Linked DNA regions of Mus musculus: region 1 is linked to region 2. A link is a loop called in an ENCODE intact Hi-C map of the cell type or tissue named here. Cell type or tissue: left cerebral cortex. All regions are shown on one strand. Links, peaks and the distances in the headings refer to the core of each region. The heading gives the core; the rest is flanking DNA.

Evidence for each region. Peaks named below come from ENCODE experiments on the same cell type or tissue, not always from the same donor. Only the 100,000 strongest peaks of a DNase experiment are listed, where the experiment ranks them.
Region 1: a loop joins it to region 2, with 5 times the contacts of the local background. A loop is called at or near these places in 12 of 42 quality-filtered maps.

What each region holds. Positions count from the first base shown.
Region 1 is chr8:95,449,253-95,456,427 of GRCm38, forward strand. It overlaps Csnk2a2 (casein kinase 2, alpha prime polypeptide), which reads right to left. Exons shown (of 12, transcript NM_009974.3): 10 at 6,606-6,754; 11 at 4,098-4,191. The coding sequence ends at 4,115. Among named protein-coding and RNA genes, the nearest start is that of Cfap20, 18 kb to the left of the region's middle. In left cerebral cortex, for the core only: a CTCF peak has its summit at 3,500 (motif pointing left); a DNase peak (open chromatin) is centred at 3,497.
Region 2 is chr8:95,346,142-95,353,316 of GRCm38, forward strand. It overlaps Usb1 (U6 snRNA biogenesis 1), which reads left to right. Exons shown (of 7, transcript NM_133954.2): 7 at 386-1,372. The coding sequence ends at 490. It overlaps Mmp15 (matrix metallopeptidase 15), which reads left to right and starts at 6,155. Exons shown (of 10, transcript NM_008609.4): 1 at 6,155-6,877. The coding sequence starts at 6,728. In left cerebral cortex, for the core only: a CTCF peak has its summit at 3,123; a DNase peak (open chromatin) is centred at 3,034; H3K27ac peaks cover 1,075 bases.

The sequences.
Region 1 (7,175 bases), core at 2,450-4,949, 100 kb after region 2:
TCCTAAGGAAATCTCCACACCAGAGTGACAGCCTCAGCCACCACAGGTCTTTGAAGTTCCAAGTTTATGGCCCATCCCCATCCCCTGAATGCAAGTTAAGGTCCGAAGCAACGGTTTGTCTCCTAGTTGGGAAGGCCAGGAATTGTCAACAGAAACTTTATTTAGGAAAATGGGATTTGACACGGCACCACATCAGTCATCCAGGGCTACACGGAGGAACTGGGTTTGTAGTGTTCCTTTGGAAAAAGACCACAACACAGGCAGTGTTTTTTCCCCTGCAAACAGAAGGCTCCTTGGTTCTTGAAGATTATCCAAACTTGCCACTGGATAACAAGATTCTGTCCCCAATTCACCATTTACATCAAGAAGAGCCACCAAGTGGAAAAAACTGTTAATTTATTGATTCAAAGTTTGTTTTTTCTTTTAAAAATCCCCAATACATGCAGTTCAGGGTCAAGTGTCACATTTGTAGCACATTGGTTGACACAAAGTATGCGTCTGCTGTATAATCCATCCTTGCCAGGTTCTACAACCAAGACCGCCATAGCAAAAGCAAGCACTCTTGGCCACCTCCCTTGGGCTTATTTTTTAAAGACAGAACCCACTTCAGTTTTAATTTATTAAGCTCCCTGACAAATTCAGGTTCTTGTGTGCTCAAGACACCTGCTTGCTTTTGCTTTCAGAAGGGCTGGCATTCTGCAACCACCTCTCCCCAGCTCTTACCTAGAAACTCCCTTCCCTGTGGTGTCTGGGAATCTTAACTGGTGTTAACAGAAAGTTAACTGGCTCCTACATTTATCTCAATGCACATATAAACTCTTTCTATCCTTCCTGTCCCCCAAGTAGCTCTGCTGACACATTAGCTCCTGGAGACCTAGATTGTTTCCCTGAGGCGCTTGGCAACTACCTTTCAAGGGCCACAGGACCCCAGCCAGGGGCAGTGTCCTCTCCAGGCATTTGCAACAGGAACTTAGTGTCCCCTAGTTTCATCCTTAGAAGTATGAGCTCTTAAGGCCCACCTTTACAACACTGTCCTTACAGGATCTTTTCACCTGCTCCCAACAGCCAGCCACCTTCTCTAAGCTTCAGGGACTCCTAGCTCCTTTCTCTCAGTAGTTGGACTGAGAGTACCTTCTCCCTTTCAACCAGGGAACCCATGTGCCCGAAGCATGGACATTAGGGTAAGGTCCACCAGGCCTGGCTTCTACCCAGCCACCTACAAGGACGGGAGCAGGTCAGCTGACTGGCACCTGAAAAGGACAAACTGTCACCAACACACTTCTCATTCTCAGCATGGCTTTTAGTCCAGGCAACCTTGCGGTCGCACTCCCTGTGGATACCAAGGAGAGAAACTGATAGGAACTTGGGCCTGGAGCGGCTTCTTATTACACCAGGTGCACTCTTCAACACAGGCATACCTGAGATGACAGTGCAACACTACCCTGTTCCCCACAGGTTTTTGTGGGGTCTTTTTTTTTTTTTTTGCTTTTCATTAGGAAATAATTAAGTCCTTGTCATAGGCACTTTTGACCTCTAATAAGGTAATGAAACAAACGAGAATTATGAGATGAGTTTAAAAAGAATATAAAAAGGATACTGGATGGGTAAATTTCCTAGCCTCACCACTACTCATACACACTCTTTAAAACCCAGGGAAAATCTCCAGGAGGCTGGAGCAAGCTGTGCCGGGCATACATGTTACATATATACCAAGGGAGATGTGAGACAGGCAGGAAAGGTCCACTAACACTGCAGTTTGGGAAAGGTCAGCCTAAGATCAAGTACAAACCCAGGGGGAGCATCTCAAGCCCAAGGCGGGAGAGGTAAAGTGCAGTCCCTGCTGCACGCCCCGCCCCCAGCTGTCACTCAAGGGCCTCCCCCCAGCATTCCAGGGGGCTGGGGGGAGTGGTTGTGTGTGTGTGGGGGAATATGGCCAACTCTTTTCCCAGATGTTTGGACTGTCTCTGGAGGACCCAGGGCAAAGAGGTGGGATTACTGCTCAACTGAGACCCTCCAATAAGCTCTTGAACAACTTAGAGAGAGAGAGGGAAGAGGAGCTTGGGTCATCCCCTGACCACCAAGGATCCAGGCTGCCTGTGACAGCACATGAGAATAGCCATGGTAATCCCCAATACTTGATGTGTTAACACTGGTCATGTCTCGGCCATGTTATGTTTCCACCTCTCAGGAAGAACAAATATATACATGGGAACACAGGGCTCAACGCGAGGAGGCAGCAGCTCTATAAAAACCTTAACTGAATGTATGTCCTGCTTTATAAAGATCTTAAAGATTTTAAAAACTTTATTTATTGTGTATGTGTTCACATGCCACAGCACAGGTGTGGGAAGAAGACAACTCACGGAGTAGGTTCTCCCCCTGCCACATGGGTCTGGGGCTGAACTCAGGCCATCAGTCTTGGCAGCAAACATCTATACCTGCCATGCCACTGGCCCAAGATCTTATTTTCATCTATAAACTCAACTCTGTACTATCAAGAGAAGAGTTACATTTGCCTTTTAAGTTCCTACAGACCAAACAACAAAATAGAATCTGCATTTAGAAATGGACCTGCTACCAATACCAATACAAATTTATTGGAATTTGGAATGTAAACAGATGTTTCGAACAAACAATCTAACCTTATAAAAATGTGTGGCATTATTAAATAGTTTCTGAAGAAACCCTAAGTGTGATGTGGTGGATATCTCAAGCATGTTAGGTCCCCAGTGCTGAGGCGTGGCTGCAGCCAAGGAGAGGGGACTAGCTGGCAAACCATGTCAGTGACCAATCCCACAAATCAAATCAGCCCTATTTAAAAAAAACAAAAAACCAAAAACAAAAAACAAAATTTAGCTTCTGCTAACGTGAAGGTAACAGTGGATCTGTAAAGCTTTGACACTTGCTCCAGGAGCCCCACTTCCTCCCGGAAGCCATGGCTCTCCCTCTCCAGCCAGCTGCAGGAGTTCCAGGACAGCCTTACCCACAGCTAGCAGCCGCATGCAAGAGATGTCTTTGCGTTCACATTCATGTATGACCTATCAGAGCTCCATCTGCCCACCATCCTGACTGCAGCCAGACTTGTTTGTCACAGGGTTAGGGGAGGGAAGATGGTGGTCGGCCTTTTTACACCCGTGAGGTCTTTCCTAAATAAATCCTAATAGAACTGTTTTCCTCCCTCTTTGACCTGCCTGAAGACTAACTTTCCAGCTATAGCTATGGTAGTGAACAAAAATAGTCTTTGTTTTAAAGTGGAGCATTGAAGTAGCGCCCTCACAAAGATGTGCTGAGAAACTGTGAGGTTCTTACAAGGCCAGGGGGAAAAAAAGCTAAAGAGAGAGAGAGAGAGGAAAAAAAAAAGGCAACAAGATTCAATAGTTAGGCAAATCAATAAAGGTGAGCCCCAAGTCATGCACACAGCATGGAACATCTAACGAGCCTGGGACCTGTTCTTGGCATCTCGAGAGTTACAGTGCCATCTTCTGACACCAAAGAGGACGTGGCGAGAGCAACGGCGGTTTGCTTCCCAATGAATACACTTAGAAGCAAACTGCAGGAACGAGGTACATTTCCTGGAGAGCTCATGTCATAAAAAAATACATAACACATGAATTTGTAAAAGAGCTTAAAAAAAATACTGTCACTGTTTTAATCCTTTTTTTTTTTTGTAAATGAGGCTGGTGTGTCAGAATAGACTGCTGACTTTTGCTAAAACTTGAGCCTGAATTCTCACAGAAAATCAGACCACAATGGAATAGATAGGAAGTCAGATATTCAGAGCTTGTTGACCGAACGGATTAATTCAACAGTGGTATCCTGTTAAACGCAGGTACGTGTACAACAACTCCGAGCTTCTCATCTCCCATGCATTCCAAAGGGAGAGTCCCTCAGATCCTGAACTATGCGCTCTGCCACACTGCACAGCCAGCTCCCTGCAGACTAGTACTGGGGAGTTTCTTGCTTTTGACAGACTTTAGGTCTTTACTCTTCTTTGCCTTTAGAAGGAATGATTAGAATTTCTTTTTATCACACTGTAGTTTCCTTCAAGTTTTTGTTTGGTTGGTTGGTTTTATTGGCAAGCATCAGTGCCGCATTACCGTCGATTCCCCAGGCTTCATCGTGCTGCGGTGAGACCACTGGAAAGCACGGTGTTCTCAGCACAAGGCTGGGACTGCTCCTTCACCACCGGGTCTGCAAGAAAGCACAGGTTCCCCACATCAGCACCAGCACTGAGGCCAATCTGCCTTTCTTCTTCTACATGCACGTTTATGTGGGACTCAGGTCACACAAAAACCAGGCATCAAGGCAGGATCAGGAAATAATTCCTTATTTTTTTCTCCCTCAAAGCAGGGTGTAGTTTCACACATGCTAGGCAATCAATTTACGACTAAATCACTGTCTCAATTCCTACTGAACACTGGATTTGGGTATGAAGTTTTACAAGGAGCTCAAACTAGCCCTGAACTCTTCCCTCTTCTTCACCCTGATCCTCCTGCTCAGCCAGGGTGGCTTCATGCTCACTGGGAAACTTTTTCTAGGTGATTCTTCTACTTCCTTAGAATATAGATCCAACTGCTGAAAAGCACAGAAACCCTAATTTACAACTGTTCACATTTATTCCAGTTTTTTCTTTGAGTACCAACATCATACTCAGCCCCTAAATTCTTTAAAGCATATATGATAAGCATGTTATGAAAAGATGAATAAAAGAGCCAGTCTACTGACTTTAAGGAGCAGTGAGATACATAGTTTATTTGGATAATAACCAAATAATGAATTATGTGAAACATTCATCAGATTGTTTTAGTTATCATTTCTGAGACAGAATCTCACTGTATACCTTATGGGGGGCACACAGCCCCTTTTATAGTGGGCCTTGCTGTTGCCAGGTAACTGTGGGGGTGGAGTCCAGACAGAACACCAACACCTTAGATAGCTTAAAATATGCAATCCTTATGCATATGCACATCCATTTGTTTACACTAATATTGCTTTCTATTTATTTGGTTTTGTATGTTTTGAGTCAGGGTTTCTCTGTGTAGCTCTGGCTGTCCTGGAACTCACTCCGCAGACCAGGCTGGCCTTGAACTCAGAAATCCACCTGCTTCTGCCTCCCAAGTGCTAGGATTAAAGGTATGTGCCACCGCTGTCCGGCAATTTTTTTTTTTTTTTTTTTTTGAGTCAGGGTTTCTGTGTGTAGCCCTGGCTAGCTATCCTAGAATTCACTTTGTAGTCCAGACTGGCCTTGAACTCAGAGATTTACCTGCCTCTGCCTTCTGAGTCCTGGGATTAAAGGTATTTTCATCAGCACACCTGACTTTAAAAAAACAACAACAACAACAAAACCTCAAAAACCCCCAGAGTTTTACTATGTGTTCCTGGCTGGCCTTAAGTAGATCTGACTACCTTCTGAGTGGCTGATTTAAAGGCGTGTGCCACCACTCTGTGCAGACAACTGAATGTCACCTGTCTAAGGCACAGAAAGCTAAAAGAACAGTCCTTTACACTTTTTGTCACCTTAAACTTCTGCTCTAAGTTTGAAACCATAGCAATATATTCTTCATATTAGTTAATATTAAACTCCAGAGGTAAAAAGGAAAAGAGCACACAGTGGTCAGACAATACACCCAAACCTTACAGGCCAGAGTTCATCTTGATTCAGAGTGAACTGAGAGTCAAGTCGCTACCCAGCATCATCCCTTCCAGCCTCACCCAGGACTAGACTGAGCTACCTCTTCAAGCACGTGGTCAGTGTATGTGAAGTTTCAATGGGGAGATCTACACTCAAACCGTAAGCAGTGCGAGATGTCAGAGGGCAGAGTCCAGCTGTCACACTGCCTGCTCCCTCGCCTCAGAGCCCTCTTATTCACACATTGCTTCCTTTAGAAACACATAAGGGTGCGCTAACTACTTTTTTAAATGAGAAAAAATATTGCTGACTAAGTTTTTATACACATTTTATGCTTGAAAACAAATCTTAGATACCTTCAGTCTATAAGATCAGGGTTATGAGAGTGGGTAGATAGCCTGGCCTCAGAGGTACTACTACTAGTGAATAAGCAAACACCTTTGGGAACTAAGAAAAATCATCTATAAAGTGGCCTCAGTGATCTAGAATAAATAAAATTTGATGCCAGACATCTAGTGTTCTGACTGACCTTGAAAATAAAGAGTGACAATTTTGTCTTTTAATAACTCACAGGGCTGGCCGGGCATGGTGGCACACGTCTTTAATCTCAGCACTTGGGAGGCAGAGGCGGGCAGATTTCTGAGTTTAAGGCCAGCCTGGTCTACAAAGTGAGTTCCAGGTCAGCCAGGGCTATACAGAGAAACCCTGTCTTGAAAAACCAAAACCCAAAAACAAAAACAAAACAAAATAAAAAAACCTCACAGGGCTGGAGAGTGGTTAATAACTCACAATGGTTAAGAGCACTGACTGTTCTTCCAGAGGTCCTAAGCTCAATTCCCAGCAAGAAAAACATGGCTTACAACCATCTGTAATGGTATCTGACACCCTCTTCTGGTGTGTCTGAAGACAGCTACAATGTACGCTTATATACCAATATAAAGTAATTAATACTTTAAAAGAAAAACAAAAAACTCACAGAAATATGGGTGCTCCATGGCCTCTTTGGCGGTCAATCTCTGTTGATGGTCGTACCGCAGGAGCTTGTCAAGAAGATCTAGGGCCTCCGGGCTGACAAGGTGCCTGTTCTCACTATGGATAAAGTTTTCCCAGCGCTTCCGTGAATGTCTAAGGAAAACAGTGAGCCATTACTATTCTGAGACTAAACAACATGAAAAATTCTCTTCTACATAAATTCTCTGCTGACCCAACATCAAGGACCCCTTAGAACGGTGCACTGTGAAGCCGCTGAGGCTCACTCTCACTGGTACCTCACATAGCAGCACCTTCACAACCTGTCACACCCAGGTCAGCCATGGTGTACTGACACAAAACGGCTCAATCACTGGACAAACAGAGTCTGTTTAAAACTTCTACATCTGAGCGGGAGTCGGTTCAATCTTCCTGGATCACTCTTATGGCCCAGTCTTTTCAACTGTGAGTAAGTACAGCCTGGTGGTGACTAAGCAATCAACGATGCTTAGGTAGATTTAAGAGAGTTGGCTTTAGAAACAAATGGTTTCATATGACAATGTGTGAAGACCACCAG
Region 2 (7,175 bases), core at 1,728-4,227:
TTAGCAACTGATTAGGATTTTTGAAAAATATTTTACAAGTCAAAGTCCATGGGCCATCAGTCTCTGGGTACCTTCCCCTCAGCTTGATCATACTGAAGACAGCAAAGAGCTCTGATGTCCAGCTCCAGGAGCCTCGGCCCAGACCGAACCAAGCTTCACAGTAGTCACTGTCCCCAGGGCACTGTCCTCATCTGCAAGCTGAGGCAATAGGCCCCACCTCATACAATTGTAAGATGATTAGACAAGATGATGGTTGCCAAGCCCGGAGTTCTGCATGACCAGGGACCCTCTCAGAATTGCCCAGTGTACTGGACTGCTTTTGTTTGTGGTGCTCTGGGTCTGACTCCCCTTAACATAGCTGTCATCTCCCTGTTGCTGGCTGAAGGAAATCGTGGATGAGTTTGAAGACTCTGAGATGCTGTTACGTGTGCTGGCCAACCAGGTCCGCTGCAAGTCCGGGAACAAATTCTTCTCCATGCCTTTGAAGTGAGCCTTGTCCCGTGCCTCTCCACAAGCCGACTGAGATGGAGGAACTTGCTGCCATCTGTGGGATGCCCCAGCCAGGAGTCCTAATCCCACACTTAGTACTGATCTAGTGGGCTGCTCACTCTCTCCTGGTCCTTAGGTTGGTAGGCTGCTACTGTAATGTGCTCATTTCCAGAAATCACCAGTAGAGGGCAGCCCGGACCTCTAATTCTTCCTCCACTTTCTTAGGAAAGTCAAATGAGCCTGGCTGGGGAGCCCACCCACGCTCAGTCCCCACCGAGGTCTCTCCACTGCAGTAATCTATATTGATGCCCTTGGCCGTCAACCACTTTTTTAGATCCCTGTGTTCTGACCCACCTGTGTCAGACTGGGGCTTCCGTTGTCTGTCAGCCTCTCTTTAATCTCCTTTATTTATCACCTCGTCCCTTCATCCCGTCCTGTGCCAGGAGAGGTCATTTCAGGGCCAGGGCACAGGGTGCTAATTTGTGGTCAGCAGCAGTTTTCTTCATTCCTTCCTCCCACTTACCCAGCCAGGTGCCTGGGGAGAGCCCAGCAGATGCTTCATTTTGGCTTGGCTATGGCTGCTGGCCAGGCCTCCAACACCCATGACCCCTACTTTCCCCATCAGCTTTCCCAGAGATGCAAAGAGGCATCTTCCCTCCAGCCAGAGCACCCCTGCCCCTGTTGCTGAGCATTTTTCAAAGTGGGGGTGGGAAGTGGGGAGAGGGCCAGGGAGGCATTGGAGAATTTATTTTCCATCAAGCTCCTACCAGGGCAAAGAGCCAAACCTTTCTAGTTGTCATGGGGATTTCTAGTGATGGATGAAGAAATATTTTTTTACAGTTTTAAATTATGTTCAACAAATAAAATCTGCCTTTTTAATGTGGTGTCTTATTTTAAACTACTTCTACTTTAAAAGGTGAGTGGTGCCTCTGATCTCCCCTCCAGCTGTGTTTCACAGTCCAGGGGCTCTTGGGAGGCTCTTACGACTTCAAAGATTTTTAGGTATTTGTTTATTTTAGCATATGTATGTGTGTGTGCAGGCACACGAGTTCCGAGAACAGCCCTCGGGAGACAGTTCTCTCCAGCCTCTTCATGGCGGCAGAGCCCACGTGGCAGCCATTCTGACTCCAGCCCCTCTCAGGCCTTCTCCAGTGCCAGGCATGTATGTGGTACTTACTTATACTTCTCCAGTGCCAGGCATGTATGTGGTACTTATACTTGCAGGCAAAACACCCAGACCCATAAAGTTTTTAAAAAGTGGGAGCTGGAGAGCTAGTTCAGGTAGTGATGTTCTTGCTTTGTAAGTGTCAGGCCCTGAGTTCAGTCCTTAGAGCCCATCCTTTAGAAGCTGCCGTGGTACCAAACACTTGTAATCTCTGCATTGGGGAGGCAGAAAGACAGAAGGAACCCTGGGCTTACTTGACAGCCAGCCCCATCTATTTCTCAAGCTCTAACCAATGAGAGACCCTGTCTCAAATAACAGCATGGATGGCCCCAAGGAACAACAAACGCCTAGGCTTGCCCTCTGGCTTGCACATGTGCACAGCCGTGTGCACATGCATGTCTACCTCTGCACACACATATACAGACATCCCCCTACGCAAGAAAATAGGAAGATAGGGTTGCCATGTCTTGTAGGACTTCACCAGTGGCACTGGGTTTCAGCATGTCCCAGGGAGATGCTATCCTCACTCCTCCGACACAACACTTAGACTTTATACCAGATGACCTGTACTAAGCCCTTCCTAGGGCCTTCACAGCTGAGCCCGGGGAAAGCAACCTGGGTTGAGGTAATTACTATGGAAGAACAGTTACGTGGCTTGCTTGGGGACATGAGAACATCAGGACCTGACTCAACCCTAGCCTCAGCTTCCACCATGATACAGCCCAGCCCAGCCCCTCCCTTACCTTCTGCTCAGGCCTGTGCTCTGGCTCCCACTTTGTGACTCATGTCCTCACAACCCTGCCTTTTCCCTAGCCTTACAGAACACATTCATGCCTTGTTCCCTGAATGCCACCACACCTGAATCTACTGGCTTCAGCTGACCTGCTGTTTGGTGCCAGTGGCATCAGAAATCACACTGGAGAAGAAGCTAGGCATGTTCTCTAGCCTACAGGCACCATGGCAACCCTAGCTTCCCAAGTCACATTACTGACACCTGCTCTGTGCCAGGCCCTGAACTGGGCCATAGAACAGCCCAGGTCTGGCCCTCTGGGTGATCAGAGGGGAAACGGGAGGTGTGCGGAGTAGAATCCCCGGCCCTTGTACTTGTCCAAACCGCTGAGGACTGCTCCCCTGGGGGAGGATGTGGCTCTGCAGGTCGTCTGTGTCTGTGCCGAGTGGAGTTAAAGTGCAGCCACTTTGAGAAATGGGCCAAGATCAATAAGCAGCTCTTCAATAGAGAGTGGAGGTGGTAATGGAGGAAGGAAGTCTGAGCTGTGCTGGGGGGGGGGGGGGGGGGATGGGCATGTAAGCCGTGCCTAAGGAGGCTGGCAGCCTTTGCTTGGCAGGCACCCAGACATGCAGTGTGCCTCCAGAGTGGAGCGCTGACAAGGCAGAAGCAGCCGGGGCGCTTCCTTCCAAAAGAGGAGAAGTGTTCCAGAAACCCAAGAGACAACTGGAGAGGGAAGGCCAGAGCAGGCTTGTCCACCGCTAGGTGGGTGGTGTTCGGGGAAGAACTGTTCTTGATGAGGATTTGATCGCGCTTGGGAGAGTACAGAATCAACACATCTGGCTCTGGCAACCTCAGCTGCTCCCTGCAGGGCAGGGAGGTGAGATGCTCATCTCCAGGCCTGGCTGGCTGATTTCCATCTGGCACCGAAGCCTTCTCCTCTGCCTCTTTAGACCACCCCAGCTCTGTTTCCAAGAGAGAGGGAAAGTACGTGGTTTGTTTATTTCTTCCTTCTCCTGGCACCCACAGTCCGAAAGACTGTCCTGTTGACCGAAAGGGTCCCGTTTTGCCAGCCTGGCACAGTACCAGTCACTGAAGTGATAAGTGCTCAAATACGAAGAGGCAAGAGTGTCAAACCAACCTTCCCCACCATAGAGGTTTTTGTGGATTAAAGAAATGGGGTGGTCTGAGGCATGGGAGGGTGGCTGGAGGTAGGGAAATGAGGCATAATGTGTTCTGCACTTTCAAGCCCCATCAGGGATGGGTTTGGGGTGTGCATATCTACACAGGTATGTGTGGAGGCTAGAAGAGGGGGTCATGTTCTTCCAGAGCCAGAGTCATGGGTAATTCTGACCTACCTGATGTGGGTGCTTGGAACCAAACTTGCATCCTCTGAAGAATAGGTAAATGCTCTTAACCACTGAGCCATCTCTCCAACCCATTCCCGTCCCTTTGAGCTGCCTCCAAGTCTGAAAAACAGGCCACCTATTCTCCCATGACCCTTTCATCCTAGGGGCTACTGACAGCAAAGCTAATGGGAGTGTACCACATAGCTACATACTTCTAAAACTGATAGGGGAAAAAAAATCAGGTAATGGGGGCTAGAGAGATGGCTCAAAGGTTAAGAGCGCTGAATCTGGGTCCTCCTCTTACAAATAAGAAAGCAAACCTAGATGGGAAACAAAATGCTCCAGATTCCAGTGAAGTCGACCTGGGCCGGGAACCCAGAGACCTGGTTTGAAATCCAGAGTTTTCTGAAGAATCTCTCACATAAAGATCCATTTCCACTGCTGCTGGGTGTGGTATTCGGCTTTAATCCTGGGAGGCGAAGCAGGTGGATCTCTGTGAATCAGAGAGCAGCCTGGTCTATAGAGTGAAGTCCAAGACAGCAAGGCTACACAATGAAATACTGTCTGGGAAAAACTTTTTTGAGGTGGGGAGGGGAAAGGGACGGGGGGGTGGGATCCATTTCCTACAGCTAGAACAACCGGCAATGGGGGGGGGGCATCAGATTTGACTTATCATAGTCTCTCAAATCTTGCCGACTCGAGTGAGATTGGTTTTCTTTTTTCTTATTCCGAGTTAGCCCCATAAACTCAGTTTAAAAAAAAAAAAAAGTTGGGAATAAATTTGGCAAACAGATGCAGTACACCTGAACAGAAAAGGGGCTGTTTTTCACCAGACACTAGACATTTGTCAAAATCAAATTTCTTTTTTTTTCTTTTTTTTTAAAGATTTATTTATTATATGTAAGTACACTGTAGCTGTCAGACACTCCAGAAGAGGGAGTCAGATCTTGTTACAGATGGTTGTGAGCCACCATGTGGTTGCTGGGATTTGAACTCTGGACCTTCGGAAGAGCAGTCGGGTGCTCTTACCCACTGAGCCATCTCACCAGCCCCAAAATCAAATTTCTAATTAGAAAATTCAGCAGCTGGTTTTCCCGGCGAGGGACCCCCAACAGAGAGGTCCACCAGTGGGAAGGGGAGAGACTGCCTCTACCTCTTCTCTAAATCCCCATCTCCTTTCCTCGAGCTGTTAGTAGGCCAGGCAATGGGTATGCTTTATTTTCCTTCAGCCGGTGAGTGGGTTCAAACCAGCCATAAGGTCCTTTGCCAGGTCTCCTGATTCTGAGAGGTGAGAGGGGTCGGAGGCATCCAGAGAGTCAACTCTAGGAAAGACCACCCTCAGGGAAGGTAAACACCATTTCTCTAGTCTGTGGGGAGGTGATAAAGTGTGCTGCCTTCTGCCCTGGTTCTCAAGTGGCATACCAATTCCCCCAGTTAAGGACACTAGGGCTGACCTGGGGTTGGACGAAGTTGCCGTGGCCCTTCGATCACCTTAGCGTCCACGCCGGAGTAAAAATTAAAATCCAGCCCCAGCTTCCCCAGAAGGTTTGCCCTTCCACCCGGAGTTCCGATGGGCCTCGCGGGCACAGAGACCAAATATAGTGGAATGGACTTTTCTTGGAAACGAAATGTGTGCACACTAGGAACCGGAACCCTCAGCCCAACACTGAAACTCAGAAAAAAATCTAGTCAGTTGCTCTTATCCACTGGGCAGGGAGTAAGGATGCAGACTCACACGCCTTGTAAGCGTGCGCTCTAGGTTGCATTCAGCACTAGAGGCGCCCCAGAGGCGCCCTAATCCCAGACTTCTCCACTGGGGAAATTTACTAAAGAGACTAAGACACTCTGCTCTGGGACTTGCGTGGGTGTGTAGGGTCTAACGAGCGCTACGGTGGCACAGGTTCTATCGGTTCACCAAGTAGGTCCTGGAGATCGAAGTTTTTCGCCGTACTTGACAAATTTGATAGTGGCCAGGGCCTTTACCTGCTGAGCCATCTTACTTGCTCCTCCAACTTCCCCCCACCCCCAGAGTTTTATTGCCATGTTTAAAAGCTTAAAGCAGTACTTCAGGTCCTTACCCAAGTCTTTTTCTGTCCCACTTTGATCTGAATGTCCTCTCGCCTCCCTCCAAGGGAGATCTCGCCTTCCTTGCGCCCTCCCTCAGCATAGGGTCGAGTCATGGGTCACTCCTGCTCCCCAGAGATAGGAGCTAAGCAGGCTAGGAGAGGTTTACTGCCATCAGGAAAAATGGAGTAGGGTCACCCACCTGCCGGGTCACCGCAGGCGGCACCTGCTACTGAGAAGCCTCGGGTTAGGTCCCGCCCCCAGCCTCCGCCTGGCTTTGCGCACAGGGAGCACACTGGCCCTTTAAGAACCGCGGCTCCCGCCGCGCACTGGGAGTAGGGCTGCGGAGCCAAACTCGCCGGGGACGCCGGGCGCTGGCTAGCTGGCTGGCGGGCTCGTCGCTCTGTCGGGCCGGTTCCCTGCGCCCCTCCCGGGACTGCCTGGGGATCCAGGCCCGATTGGGCGCGGCAGCTAGTGGAGTCGCCAGAGGGAAGCGCGCACTCTGGGCAGCGCGGAGGACCTTGGGCATGGACAGAGAGTGCAGGGCGCGCAGGGGGCGCCGCGGGACCGGGCGGCCGGAGCGCTGAGCCAGACAAAGGCTCTGGAGTTCTGCTTGCTCTCGGGGGCCGGGGCCAGGGCGCACCGCGCCGACGCTGCGAGACTCTGCGGCGTGCAGCTCGGCCGGTCCCCTTCTCCAGCGGGCGAGTCCCCGCGTGCCCCGACCTGCCCTGCCCGCTTCTCACCCGGTTTGGGAATTGGCAGAGGGGACCTGAGCTCCTCAGGCAGGCACCGGGAGCCGGAGGTCCGCCGCGCGCCCGCGGGGCCGGGAGCCAGGGAGCGTCGCAAGTTTCCCAGCCGCGTGCGAGGACGCGGTGCGGGCCAGCCAGCTAGCCCCGCGTGCAGCGCTCAGGACCGGGCTGACTGCCTAGGAGCATGGGCAGCGACCGGAGCGCACTCGGACGTCCAGGCTGCACTGGCAGCTGCCTCAGCAGCCGAGCTTCGCTGCTCCCGCTGCTACTGGTGCTTCTGGACTGTCTGGGCCATGGTACAGCGTCTAAAGACGCCGAAGTGTACGCCGCGGAGGTAAGAACCCGAGGGATGTAGTGCGAACCACACCCGCCGCAGCGGGGACCTGCAGGTGGGGGGAGACGCACCCGGCCTTAGGGGGTGAGGACCGATCTGGGCTGGAGAGCCTGATTGAAAAAGCGGGACTGGCAGGCTGCCACTCCCTGGTCAGAGCTCTGCTGCGCGCCTCTTCCCAAAGCCCTGGGAGCACAGAGCTCGCAGCTGCTGTGCACCCTGAAAGCCGCTCGGGGCACTGACCCGCCCTAGCTTGAGTCCCTGCAGCCGCTTCCGCAGCCCCTATCCCTCGCCTCCAGTC